3 separate regions of the Homo sapiens genome follow, and all the other regions are linked to region 1. A link is a contact called in ENCODE Hi-C or POLR2A ChIA-PET data. All regions are on one chromosome and are shown on one strand. Each heading gives the region's core, a stretch centred on a gene start or an enhancer-like site at or near the end of the contact. The rest is flanking DNA. Distances are from core to core; before and after follow the strand shown.

Region 1 (5,056 bases), core at 1,346-3,845:
CTAGAAAAACAAGAGCAAACCAACCCCAAAGCTAGCAGAAGAAAAGAAATAACCAAAATCAGAGATGAACTGAATGAAATTGAGATGCAAAAATATACAAAAGATCAACAAAATCAAAAGTTCATTATTTGAAAGAATAAATATGATTGATAGGCCACTAGCTAGACTAACAAAGAAAAAAAGAGAAAGAGATGATCCGAATAAACACAATCAGAAATTACAAAAGGGACATTACCACTGACCCAACAGAAATACAAAAAACCCTTGGGGACTACTACAAACACATCCATGAGCAGACCAATAATGAGTTCCAAAACTGAAGCAGTAATAAAAAGCCTACCAACCAGAAATAGCCCAGGACCAGACAGATTCACAGCCCAATTCCACCAGATTTATAAAGAAGAGCTGCTACCATTCCTACAGAAACCATTCCAACAAACTGAGGAGGAGGTACTCCTTCCTAACTCATTCTATGAGGCCAGCATCATTCTGGTTCCAAAACCTGGCAGAGACACAGTGAAAAAAGAAAACTTCAGGCTAATATCCCTGATGAACATACATGCAAAAATACTCAACATAATACTAGCAAACTGAATCCAGCAGCACATAGAAAGGCTAATCTACCATGATCAAGTAGGCTTTAATTCCTGGGACACAAGTTGGTTCAACATATACGAATAAACAAATGTGATTTATCACATAAACAGAAATAAAAACAGAAACCACATGATCATCTCAACAGAAGCAGAAAAGGCTTTCAATAAATTTAATATCCCTTCATGTTAAAAACCCTCAACAAACTAGGCATTTAGGAAACATAACTCAAAATAATAAGAGCCATCTATGACAAACCCATAGCCAACATCACACTGAATGGGCAAAAGCTGGAAGCACTCCCCTTGAGAACCAGAACAAAACAAGAATGCCCATTGTCACCACTCCTATTCAACATAGTACTGGAAGTCGTGGCCATAGCAATCAGGCAAGATAAAGAAATAAAAGCCATCCAAATAGAAAGAGACAAAGTCAAACTATCTCTGTTTGTAGACAATATGATTCTATACCTAGACTTCAAACTATACTACAAGGCTGCAGTAATCAAAACAATAAGGTACTGGTACTAAAACCAACACATAGACCAATGGAACAAAGTAGAAAGCCCAAAAATAAAGCCACACCTCTACAACCATCTGAACTTCGACAAAATCAACAAAAACAAATAATGGAGAAAGGACTCCCTATACAATAAATGGTGCTGGAATAACTGGCTAGCTATATGCAGAAGATTGAAACTGGATTCCTTCCTTACACCATATACAAAAATCAACTCAAGATGAACCAAAGACTTAAATGTAAAACATAAATATAAAAACTGTGGAAAATACCCTAGGAAATAGCATTCTGGGTATAGGCTACAGAAAAGATTTTGTGACCAAGACTCCAAAAGCAATCGCAACAAAAACAAAAATGGATAAATGGGACCTAATTAAACTAAAGATCTTCTGCACAGTAAAAGAAACTACCAACAGAGTAAACAGACAACCTACAGAATGGGAGAAAATATTTGCAAAGTATGCATCTGAAAAAGGTCTCATATCAAGAATCTATAAGCTTAAATTTACAAGCAAAAAACAACCCCATTAAAGAGTGGGCAAAGAACATAAACAGAGTTTTCAAAAGAAGACAAATATGCAGCCAAAAAGCATATGAAAAAATGCCCACATTACTAATCATCAGAGAAATGCAAATCAAAACCACAATGAGATACCATTTCACACCAGTCAGAGTGGCCATTACTAAAAAGTCAGAAAATAACAGATGCTAGCGAGGTTGCAGAGAAAAGGGAATGCTCATACACTGCTGGTGGAAATGTAAATTAGTTCAGCCATTATGGAAAGCAGTTTGGAGATTTCTCAAAGAACTCAAAACAGAATTACCATTCAACTCAGCAATCCTATTATTGGGTATATACCCAAAGGAATATAAATCATTCTACCATAAAGACACATGCACATGTATGTTCACCGCAGCACTATTCACAGTGAGCAAAGACATGGAGTCAACCTATATGCCCATCAATGGTAGACTGGATAAAGAAAATGTGGTACATATACACCACGGAATACTACACAGCCATTTTTAAAAAATGAGCTCATATCCTTTGTAGCAACATGGATGGAGCTGGAGGCCATTATCCTCAGCAAACTAACAAAGAAACAGAAAACCAAATACTCCACGTTCTCACTTGTAAGTGGGAGCTAAACACTGAGTACACGTAAACACAAAGAAGGGAACAATAGATACCGGGGCCTACTTGAAGGTACAAGGTGGGAGGAGGGTGAGGATTCAACAACTGTCTATCCGGTACTCTGCTTATTACCTGGGTGATGAAATAATCTGTATACCAAACCCCTGTGACATGCAATTTACCTATATAATAAACCTGTACTTATACCCCTAAACCTAAAACAAAAGTGAAAACAAGTCACTAGAGAATTTTAGTGGGTGCCTTCTTCCCAGTTCTAACCACATAACCCCTGTCTCTGATCAGACAAGCACTGCTGGAGGCCAACACAGAAACATAGCTGGCAATGGCTCACAGGGCATTTCCCATCCAGTAATGACCTGTCTGCCTCTACTTAACTCCCAACACCACAGTGGAAAGGGCACCTGAGGGGAAAGTCAAGCCCTTTCCTGAGTTGAAAGCTCACAGCAACCATTCAATGGTTTTGTGACGTTGCACAAGTCACTTAACTTCAGCGAGCCTCAGATTCCTCATCTGCAAGTGGGAATAGTAGCATCCACCTGGGATACAACACAGTGATGTTGTGAGAGTGAAATCAAAAACAGAGAGTGGAAGATGCCTTGTAAAGAAGGGGGCTCTGTGTGCCTCTGCCAAAGCTGTTGGCAGCATCTCTGCATTGAGGCCCATTAGAAAGCATGATCTAATTGGGTGATTCAGACAGGCTTCCCAAATGCATTACAGATCATTGTTAGGAAATGCTAAGTGGTGTCTGAGAGTTCAACCAGCCCTAAAGGTTACTCTGAAAGCCTGTGAGTAAACCGCAGTTATATCACTTTGGGCTCCTGGCCACCTGGCTGTGTTGCTAGAAGTGCTTCAGGCTTGCTCTGTTCAGACTTGGTTTGACCACAAGCATATTAAATATTAAATCATGCAGAGGCAATGGCAAGGAAAATAGCTATGTCAGGTGTTAGTTACTCTGCCTTTCGTTGCTATTCATAACAGTTTCCTACGCATTTAGAATGCTCCAACTTCAAGCCTCAGGCTTAAAAGAAATGATATCAAGCCTAAAGGAACTTTGTCCTAATTTCACTGGAAATTGAAAGTAGGCCCCCAGACATTGACGCTGTGTTTCTTCATGCTCTTGACAAGGGAAGGGCTCCAGGACAGATGCAGGCCCTCTGCTCCTGGGAGAGAGGCCGCTGCCGGGATTCAGCCCCTAAGACTTCCTTCCCCATTCACAACAATGATCCCTGGTTCTTCCTCCACTCTTCAGGCCCTCACCTCTACAGCGCTGACCCTACTTCACCTAGAGCAGCACTTCATTTTTATTTATTTGTTCCTGAGACAGAGTCTCACTCTGTCACCCAGGTTGGAGTGCAGGGGCACAATCATGACTCACTGCAGCCTCAAATTCCTGGATTCAAGCAGCCCTCCTGCCTCAGCCTCCTGATTAGCTGGCACTACAAGTATGTGCCATCATGCCTGGCTAATGTTTTAAATTTTGTATGGAGATGGGGTCTCCCTATGTTGCCCAGGCTGGTCTCGAATTCCTGGGCTCAAGGGATCCTCCTGCCTTGGCCTCCCAAAGTGCTGGGATTACAAGCGTGAGTGAGCCATCACACCCAATCTACAGCAGTAATTTAATGAAGGAATGAAACAGCCTCACCAATAGAGGGACAAAGTGATAGGAGCCTTCTCCTGGCCTGCAAAAGCAGTACCCAATACCCGCTTTGGGGTAATCCTGCCCAAAGGGTTTCATCAACATTTAATCATGAGGAAGCAACCAGATAAATCTAGGATGTGGGACATTCTAAGAGACCATTGGCTTGGACTCTTCAAACATATCAATGTTAATTTCTTAAAAGGCAGGAGATGTATAGATTAAAGGAGACTAAAGAGACAATTACATGCAATGTGTGGGTGAGCCTTGATTGAATTTAGGCCCCCCCCAAAAAACAGCTCTTCGAATTCTTGGGGAACATTGGAGAAGTTTGAATATAAACTGCATAACAGATGATATTATTGAATGAAGGTTAGTTATCCTGGGCAGGGTAACGGTCATGTAGTTATGTTGGAGAATATCCTTATTCTTAAAAGATGCATTCAGGGGGAAGAGACATAGTGTCTGCAACGTTCACACATACAAACAGCTGATACTCATCACTGACATTCTATATTTGCAGATTTGCCTGCTTGCTAAAATGTATTTCAGAATTATAGCCCCCTGAATCAATATTCATAGGGCTTTGACGGTTACTTGCAGACATACAGAGTGATGAAAACTTTGAGTCATCCGATACAAACATTCTCAGATGAGGTCAAGGAAGGTTGATCAACACTCTGTCTTCTTGTTTCACACTGTAAACAAGTGTCCTTTCTGTGGTCTATTTAGTGGCACATTTTTTGCATTTTTATTTTTGTTGGTGATTTCACTACTTAAGATTGCCCCACGCACAAGGCTGAAGTGCTGTCTAGTGTTCCCATGAGCAAGAGGGCTGTGATGAACCTCATGGAGAAAACACGTGTTAGAGAAGCTTCGTTCAGACATGAGTCATAGCACTAACGGCCATATGCTCAGTGTTACTGAATCAACAATATATAATACATAAAGTGTCTTCAAACAGAAACACACACAAAACAAGCTTAATGAAAATGCCAGCAGAGGTTCTTAGCAATCTAGCCCTGTATCTCCCTTAGGAACAATGGTTCCATATTCTCTAATTCAGTGTTCACTATGACTCTCTAGAGTATAACTATACGTGAATAATGGGAATCAGTTGTGTGTGTGTACACATGTACACACATATGTAC
Region 2 (4,786 bases), core at 1,627-4,126, 330 kb before region 1:
AAATTATAGTTGACACTGCTATTACTATTAATTATAATACTTTGTATTTAGAGAACAGAATGGAATTGAGTTTGGGGTGATAAGGAGGGAAAAGAAGAATGATGGTAGCTACCAAAAATATTTTAATAAATATCTATGTCCTCTGATATAGATTAGATTTGTTGTGAGATTTTTTTCTCACTAGAGGCATACAAGTTTTTACAGGCTAATTAAACTGTATCATTTGAGATAAAAAGTGCAGTCAAAGCTATTTAAATAGCATGTAGTAATTAGGAAACTAGTTTAATGGAGAAAATCTCAAAGGGAACCAATTTTTTTCCCTATTTGACAGAATGAATGTTTTAAAACCTTAATAGGTGCACCATATTGGTTCATGCCTTTGAATTGGAATGGTTTTCATTCTAATTGCATGGAAAGTTAAAATCACATTATATTAAGACCATGAAGAAGCACAGATGTTTTGCAATTTGACTTGCTGCCTGTGTCTCTGAATGGTTCAAAGAAAAGATATAGTGATATGTTATGGTGCACATTTGTTTTAATATTTGGCTAGAGGTTCTTGATAAATTATTAACTGATCAACATGATGTCGTGTGAAAAGTCTATAAAACAAAATTATGTCTCCACTGAGATAAGTGAGTGGCAAACATGTTATCATTAGCACCGTCTACACATGAACAAAGAATGACAAATTGAAGCAATTCTCCTAGTAACCTCAAGTCCAAAAATCTCTACAACCTGATATATTCACTTGATTGAGGAAGAATTGCTTGAGGCTCCAAAATGTCTAAGTAATTGCCCGTATTTTCTCCCTCACATTAGTTTAGCTGTGTCTGCAAGCACAGATGGTCTGCCCTTTGTTTTACCTTCACTGACTTGGCTGTTTAAGCTTGCCACTCAACTTGGACAAAACAAGACCCCCTGAAGGTTCCTTGGGTCTCTATGAAGAGACAGACACCCTATTAGGTGGCTCCAGTACCCGAATGCTCCTTGCTTTGCTACATATTCCTCTAATGTCCTGTTTTTGGTGTCATGCTAAGATTGTTAAAGAATATGAATTTAAATTTCTATCTGCTCCAAGGAGGTCAGAATTTCAACAGGAATCCAAATCTCGAGTGTAAAGAGGGTGAAGCTCTAACAAGTGAAATTGGGAACTGAGCATATGTCTGAGGTGAAAGAATGTGGACAATCGGAGGGAGTTCAGGCTTGGAGACACTTGGTGAAGTCATCAGAAGGCAGTCTCTAGCCAGCCCACATCTGCCCATGACGCATTTGCTATAAAGGAGCAAAGGCCGGCAAAGGCGTCTCCACTCTGTCACTGCAATGTACCTTGAATGAGGTACAGAACAAACAAGCAAAACCTGAATCCAGTCTAGACAGGAATTTTACATGCTGTCTTCTTTTTATTTATTTATTTATTTTTATTATTATGCTTTAAGTTCTAGGGTACATGTGCACAACGTGCAGGTTTGTTACATATGTATACATGTGCCATGTTGGTGTGCTGCACCCATTAACTCGTCATTTACAGCTGTCTTCTTATATAACATCTAGAGAACATTTATCTTAGTGGTACCAAAATGCTTCCATTCATTGTGTGGCCTGATTTTCTAACTGACTCTAAGCCGTTTACTCTCTTAGCCTCTGGGTTTTGTTTTGTTTTGTCTTTAATGAGGGAGGGGGAACAATTAATGAGATAATAATTATCACCATAAATGTCACTTGAGACAATAAGCTGTACTGTTTATGTGTGTCAGGCTCCTTAGAGGAGAGACACCCAAGAAGCTATTCGTTTAAGACCTTCCTCTTGGCAATTCAACAACTTCTTTTATTGGAGGCCATAAATACCCAGGTTGTATGTTTATATTCAACAGAAATCTTCTGGAGACAGTGTTTCCTAAAGCATTGCTCTTTGGCATGTTGTCGCCAGATATGTCAATAGGTATGCCTAGGAAAGGCCTCCATGGTTCAAGAGGTTTAGTGAATGCTGAAATCCATAACTTCTTAGTGATGTAAAATGCGTGTCAGCAATTAGAGGCTCTGAGAAGTCCTGCAAGAAAGAGAACTATTTGACTTTGAATAACCCAGCTGTTTCCAAACTTTTTTTTGAACACTTATTTTGTACCCTGTGGAACAGTGTCCCAGAGAACACAAGCTTATAAAATGCTGCTTAACTTAGTGGCCCCAATCGGTGGATCATAAATCTTGGTGATAAAGCATGGGGTGCGTGTGGTGGGAGAGTGGGGAGAAAGAATGCAGAACTAGAGATCCATGAAGCCATGTGTTTACCAAGCACTGTTTCTAGACTTAGTAAATAATATAGCTCATAAATACATGGGTGACTATTTTTCTAACATATGAAGATGTTATTATAATTTATTAGATATAAATCCATATAAAAGCACAACAAAAATTTTTAGTAGTTGTTTACTTCTTTTTGAGTCATCAGAAACTAAAATTATAACTATCATGTGGAAGATTTGTAAAGTGGTTTGATGTTAAATGGGTTTTTTGTGCTAAAGGAGAAAAAAAAAAGCAGAAATCATCCTCTTAACCCACAGGAGTGAATCTAATAGTTGGAAATTCAGGCATGGTGCCAGCAGATGGGGAAATTCTGAGAACACAAATTCTGGTTCTTCTCAAATCATAACATGCCGTGCCACCGGGTTACCCATGAGTAACCTGGGTGTGTAGGACCCAGTGCTGTGGATGGAGCTCTTCACATCTCCTTGAGGCCAGGGCTCTGTGGGGTGTTAGCACAGCATGCACAGCGAAACTGATGTTTCTGGATCCCAGCTGTATAAATGAGCTACAATGGCCAGATGTGACCGTCCTGACCCTGTTTGTGTGCAGCATGGACATGCAGCCTCCATGACTCCCCAGGGACCTTGCTGGCTCTGGGATTCTATGACAGCAGACTTCGGCAAGTTGCTCATCGAAAAGTCAGCAGAACTCCCATATAAAAGAAAAATTGTACTCACAGATGCCGCTGTCTCCAAAGAGAGGGCAAATGTGGGTCTATCTGATGAAAGCAAACTCAACAATGTCCTTAATCACAAGGATGATCAGCCTGGTCAGCTGAAAGGGTATGGCTAGCACGATCCAACCTCATCATTACTCTGGAATCATTACAACCCTGATGGTGAGATGATCATGGTGATTATCATAGCATGTAGTTATGCTACTAGCATATTATGTGGCTTGGATCATGTTTTCCCTAGTCCAGCTGATAGACAACATTTAATTTTGTTCTTGGTATAAAAAAAACCATCATTGGTCTGCAGCATTTGGTCTTTTGCAAGCACTCTGGATTAACTGAACTTTAAGAAACATTCACATTTAAATCATACCCCCTCACTCTGAGGTTGAGAATGCAAACTGACCAGGAACACAGCCAGATAAAGCGAGACTTGACTTCTGCTCTTCATGCTGGTGTCCACACCCTGCAGAGGTGGCTAAGCCAGCACACTAACTTCATCTGGGGAATGGAGGCCTGTCACAGGGAATCAGGAACTCTTGGACTCTCAGTTTTCTTAATGACTCAGTGATTGTTGACCTGGAGGAAATCCAGCCCAATAGAGCAACATTTTCTCTAATTCCTAATTTTATTCTTAGCTGCAAGTTTTCGACATTTTTACCTGGGACTCTGGCTCAGAATTATTTGATATCTTTCTTTGTCAGGTCATTTCGCCCCTTTATGTTTTTAAATTGCTCATTTTAGTTTAGTTTCAGGTGATTTTTCTATGCTGCATACTCCAAACCATGGTTCCACATTTTCACTTTTGAATCTTGTTTTAGGGTCCCTTGAGAAATATAACTTTAGATGTATGTGGCTAAGAGTGAAAAGATCAAGGAGTAAAAACAGAACTTTGCATGCTTTAGTGGATTTTAACTTCAAAATTCTTTCAGGAGGAGCACGGATGGCTATTCTTTCTTGGTTTTACCTAGTTTCCATTTTACTCATCTACCAAAAAAGATAATTAACATTTATAACTAAATGTCTTTGGCATGGAGCCAACTAACAATAAGATTGTCTACATAATATAAAGCACCCAGATTAGTACAATATAAACTGGAGAAGTTAAAGAAATGAAAGGAAGGAATTAGTCAATGATTCAAAATTCTTGGCTACATCTGTACAGTGCTAGGCATTTGGAAGGAAAGTGAGCATTCCGGTTAGAACTTAAGATATCTTCAAATATTTAGATTGATTGTAAACAAGTTTTTTAGTTTTAAGTGCTAGGTATTTAGTGGACAATAGTCTTTCATAAAAAAGTTATTATTCACAATCTTGGGAATTACTAATTCACATTCATGGGGCCATTTACCCAAGAGTGACATCATTTTAGATGTAGACCATATGTACATGATACCAAATACTTTCTAAAGGAATTGACCAATTCATTTGGCTTTGTCACCATGTGGGGTCTCATGAAAATGTGTGCTCAAGCAGAGAGTTCTGCTGCACTAAGTAGAAGTTTTCAGATGGAAATATGGTGTTTGACTCTCTGAGGATCTGAATAAACCAGCTAAGCTTATATTAATCCATGCCTTATTTTGTTACTTGTTTCAAAATATGCAGAAAGGGAGAAGAAATGATCTCTTTTAGGCAGTCAGTTTAAAGCATTACTAAGAGAGATGCCTGGAGTGATGAATAAGGAATTACTGGAGGGAGAGAAAATAGGATTATATATGTCCCCTTTAAAAGGTACTTAGAAACTAAGTGAAGAAGAAAGGGCTGGCCCTAGGGGCATTCAAGGATGGTTGGGGAACAGCCTAGCTGAGT
Region 3 (4,643 bases), core at 895-3,394, 480 kb before region 1:
TCTTCCAACATATCAAAGTTTAATATCCAATTTAGGAAAATGAAAGTTGCCATCTTTAGAGGAATGGGAGGAAATCTTTTCATAAGAGCAAGGGGTGGTTACTGGTGTGGGCAACACCTTTCACTGAAGGTTCAGCATTGAAAGAAGCTGCAGAGTCTTTGCAGGTAAATATTTCCTCTCAAAATGTAGCAAACGTCTTTTGCTTAATATATAATTTAGCACTTACTCTGAAATTCTTTGCCTATAGTACATCAGTCACCACAACAAATATCAAAAGTAGATATTATTATGTCATTTTACATATGAAGAAAATGAGGTTTAGAGTGATTCATTCATCATTCAAGAATATCTACCGAGTGCATAGCATTACATTTAGAAACATGGAAGTTATTGGTGGTCTTAATAAGAATGCTTTCACTGGAGCAAAACCCTGATTTGAATGTGTTCAAGAAAGAGTTGGGAGAATCTAGAGACAGTAACTATTGTATAGATTGCTCTTTCAAAGAGTTTTGCTATAAAGGGAAAGGGAGAAATGGGGGCTATAGCTACAGAGGAAAGTGGAGTCAAAAGAAAGATTTTTAGTAAAACGGAATAACAGCATGCTAGTATGGGAACAGTTTGAATACAGAAAAAAAAAATCCTATGATGCACGAGAGAAAGAAGTGGCAAGGTTTGCTCAGCTGAGAGCAGAGTGTGTTCATCCACATTAACAGAAATGAGATATAGGGAGATGGGTAGAGGCGGAAGTGGGAGTTTGTGGAAATTCTCTCTTCATTTTTCTCGGGAAAGCAGGAAGCAAAGCCAGTAATTGAGAGGGAGAGTGGGGGTAGGGGGTTTAAGAGAACAGAGGACGTATGAGATCCTCAGCTAGGAAAATGAGACAGTGAACTGGCTAGGGAGGCAGAGTGGTTGCCAGGCAGCAGAAGGCACAGCTGAAGATGGTAGTCATAAACTTAATGAGACTAGTCAGTAAGATTATGTGTTTTTCTCCAAACATGTCCAACGCTACAGGCTCAGGTGAGGAAGAGGCAAAGAGGTGGATGTAACTAGGTTTCTCATTTAGCCAAGCAAATATGCCAAAGGAGAGGGACAAGGAAATTAAAAATACACTCAAGAATTACTGAATGGCCGTGGCGTTTTTAAATGAATAATGAATAAAAGGAGGCCATGCAAGAGGTAAGGGATGGTGAAACACTTGTATAGATCAATAAAACAAGATCTTGGTAGGAGTCAAAGTGTTGTTGAACTACTGGTGGTGGCAGGGAATTGGCAGGTAGAAGACGGTAGTGAGAGAATGGGATAGTTGAAATTGGGAAATGGAAGTCAATTACGTTTCTCAAGGTCATACAATGTTATGTTGCAGAGCTGGGAGTCAAACTAAGATCTCTCTAATCAAAGAGCCCACCCCAATATTTAAGCAGTGCACTCAGGACAGAGTGAGAGAGGCCTTAGTTCACAGAGGCACAGTTGGCTTTTGTGGTATCATTCATGCAAATGAGACCTCATGGCTTTCTGTGGCAAATATTTATAGCACCGCATGAGAATGGTAATGTAAAATTTCTTCTCCCTTTCTCCTCCCCCTCCTACTTCTTACAGAAATAGTAACTGGTTCAGATGGGCTGGGCTGGTTCCATGGAGAGCATATGTTTGCTGATGAGGAGAAACAGACAAAGCCAGCTAATGGGAAAACGTGGGGTCCCTTATGAGTTCGGGGTTTAAATATCAGTTTCTGGTGTTTGTGCCTGTGTGGTTTTCTCCATGAAAGTGATCATTATCTTTCTAGCTTGAGATCTCCCCTGGGGGTGCTTGGTGAGGGCACCCACCCTCTTTAGATATTAACCATTCTCTAACAGCAAAACCACGGACAGGTCTTGTGGTGTTATATGTGGGGCAGAGTTAAATACAAAACAGACACTGAGGCACATTGAAATCGTGAAGCCGACGACAGCCCAGGAATGCAGAGATTGAGGCCCAGTCTCCTATGCGACTGCTGACTGTAAGAATGTTAACTCTAAATTTCCTGAATGTTGTCAGATCACAGCAGGGAGTCATGCATCCTCCCTGTAACATTCTCTCTCTCTGTTCTCTTTCACACACACACACACACACACACACACACACACACACACACACACACACATCATAAAGCCTTGAGGAATGTGTTCAGGATTTATGCAAGCTGTGTGCCTGGAGACCACATACTCTGTGAGAAAAATAAAATCTCTAGTCCTGAGAGATGATAATGATCATTTAGATTAGAACCATAAAAAGGAAAGCCATAGGATTTACTCTTACTGTGAATCTTGGATATTTCTGAATTGCCACCTTTCAAATGATGACATAATTTTGTCAGTGCTACTTCTTTCCCCCTGGTTTTCTTGAGTGACTTAAGCAAAGGGCCAACTGTGTGTTTCCAGCATAGAGCCTGGCACATGGAAACTGCTTAAACAAATGCTATTGGATAAACCTAATGGTGGCTTAAGGTCATTACTCAGGGGTGGTTGGTGATCTTAGACTCCCCTACAAGTTCCATCAATCTCCTCTTCAAGTCACTCCAACTGAGTTTTTTTAAAATATGAGTTTGCAATGTAACCATAGCTTCCAAGAGAATTTTCTGGAAAGAAAAAAAAAAACCACCTCCATGTTGCCCCAACCAGATTGTCATCCCGAAGACCCCCATATACAGAATGCTGGAGCTGTCCCCATCTCTCTTATGACCATTCCTTCCTCCCTAGTAGGTAATGATGGCTTGCCTGAGATAATCCACACTGGTGTACAGGAGTGATGGGTCTTACACCTAATAGCTCTATGACATCTTGGAGGCAAGTTTCTGAACCTTAATGGAACCTAGGTTTCCTTATCTGCAGAAAGGAATAAGAATATCAACATCCTATAGTGGTTTTCAAGAATTATTATAACGGATGCATAGTACTCAATGAGAGGTTATAAGCAATATCCCTCATATGAAATATAGGTCCAATGGTAATTCTGGATGAATGTTGCCTCTTTCAAGGAAAATATTTTCATTGTATCAGGGACCTAGTGATTGTAACAGACTCATAGTGATTTCCAGGAGGGAAATCTCTGCTTTAATTGAGGGTGCTAACAACATAGTGATAGTGGGAGTGAAAGTTTTAATGATGGTTTTTAAGTGAAGCTCTTCTTTCACACTATATTGGGACTGATTGTTTCTGGTGGGGTTTCAGTGAGTGGAACTTTCTGTGAGCCTCAGAGTCATAACCAGTGGGGTCTGCACAAAGAGGGGCTTGCCCTTCATTGAGGCTACTGGCTCTGTGCCTTCCTGAGCAATACATGATACCCCCATTGGGAAGGCAGTCCTGTTATGTCCAGGGCACTTCTTGCCAACAGGAGGCCCCTCCACCCTGGGATAAGCAGAGAGAAGAACCTATGCTTTCTTTAGGCATGCACAGCATCCTTATTCCAGAGGTTGTTGCTCAGTGACATACCAGACCAGAACTCCCTGAATCAGGCACCAGGCTGTGAGCAGACTTGTAGTTTGAAAAAGTTATGCAGGTGATTCTGGCATGTTTTCTCACTATAGTTCCCCTGCCCACAGCTTTACTGACACTCACATCTTCCATGCCACTTGAGAATCAATGTTCTGTAGTTGACCCGTGAACTACATGGACTGAACACACAGGTCCAATACATGGATTTTCCTCCATCTCTGCCACCCTTGAGACAGCAAGGGTGTCTCAAGACACCTTGAGACAGTAGGTACATATGATATGCTACCTACTAAATATGGGTTAACCTACTGTTTATGTTGTCAACAAGGCTCTTGGTCAAAAGAAGGCTAGCAGTATTTAAGTAGTAGTTAAATTAGTAGTAGTTAAGTCAAAAGTTATATGTGGATTTTCAGCTGTCTGGTGGGCCAGTGCCCATAACCCGTATGTTGTTCAAGGGTCAACTGTTTTATTTGGCTCAATTCTGAATGGGCACACTCTTCTTGAACAATTGTACAAAATAATAATCAACAATGTCATCAATGTGGATTGACTTTGTACAGTTTCTCTTGAGTACCTGAATCTGAATATAATTGCTATGTATTTAATAATTTTCTGTGCTATTACAGTTTAACCCTAATAAAATCACATTAAGAAGGTTTCCCCAAAGAGAAAATCAACTTGACAAAAAATTCCATAAGCCAAGGGTCAATATCGAATATTATGGCTACCCAGGGCTTGAAGTGGCATTATGTCTAGCCCAGCTTGTTGCCATTTAGAGTCTTTCCCTGATCAGGAAAACATACTGGACCTAAAAAAAAAAAAAAAAAAAAATCCCTTCTTAGACACCTAATGTTCAAGGAATTAGTAGTTTCCCACCCCATTTAACTTGTTTCTACATATCATGATCTAGAATGTTCTTTTATGAACCCCCGATTCCACCTCTAATGATAAACTGAGGCAAAAAGGGAGGAGAGAAAGGGAGGAAGAGAAATGTGGAGCAAATATACAATTCTTAAGCACTTATGATGTGCCAAACAGCAAAGAATGAGTAATGGGACTCATCAAGAACCTACTGTCTACATGCAGATTGTAAGTGCTGGCAATATTGCCCTTATTCTTTACGAGATTATAGTCAGTTTTCATCGGGTAACTGAGTGCCGCCAGTTGTCATAG

Evidence for each region. A loop is a pair of places that touch in the nucleus more often than their neighbours do. ChIA-PET counts read pairs that join two places held with the same protein, here RNA polymerase II (POLR2A). Pooled maps may share reads with other maps.
Region 2: a map with no recorded cell type shows a loop between it and region 1 (14-fold over the local background). The contact joins two enhancer-like sites. A Hi-C loop is called at or near these places in 4 of 37 single-sample maps with no recorded cell type and 2 of 50 pooled maps.
Region 3: a pooled map shows a loop between it and region 1 (8-fold over the local background). The contact joins two enhancer-like sites. A Hi-C loop is called at or near these places in 3 of 37 single-sample maps with no recorded cell type and 3 of 50 pooled maps. POLR2A ChIA-PET finds 5 or more read pairs at or near these places in 1 of 52 experiments (Panc1).

Annotation. Positions count from the first base shown.
Region 1 is chr11:110,524,055-110,529,110 of GRCh38, reverse strand. No RefSeq gene overlaps it. Among named protein-coding and RNA genes, the nearest start is that of FDX1, 97 kb to the right of the region's middle. Within about 2 kb of position 2,595, at least 4 of the 41 ENCODE cell types and tissues checked have a DNase peak (open chromatin) inside an H3K27ac peak, as active enhancers do.
Region 2 is chr11:110,856,686-110,861,471 of GRCh38, reverse strand. No RefSeq gene overlaps it. Among named protein-coding and RNA genes, the nearest start is that of ARHGAP20, 150 kb to the right of the region's middle. Within about 2 kb of position 2,876, at least 5 of the 41 ENCODE cell types and tissues checked have a DNase peak (open chromatin) inside an H3K27ac peak, as active enhancers do.
Region 3 is chr11:111,002,637-111,007,279 of GRCh38, reverse strand. All of the region lies in intron 2 of LOC105369489 (a long non-coding RNA gene), which reads left to right. Among named protein-coding and RNA genes, the nearest start is that of LINC02550, 92 kb to the left of the region's middle. Within about 2 kb of position 2,144, at least 3 of the 41 ENCODE cell types and tissues checked have a DNase peak (open chromatin) inside an H3K27ac peak, as active enhancers do.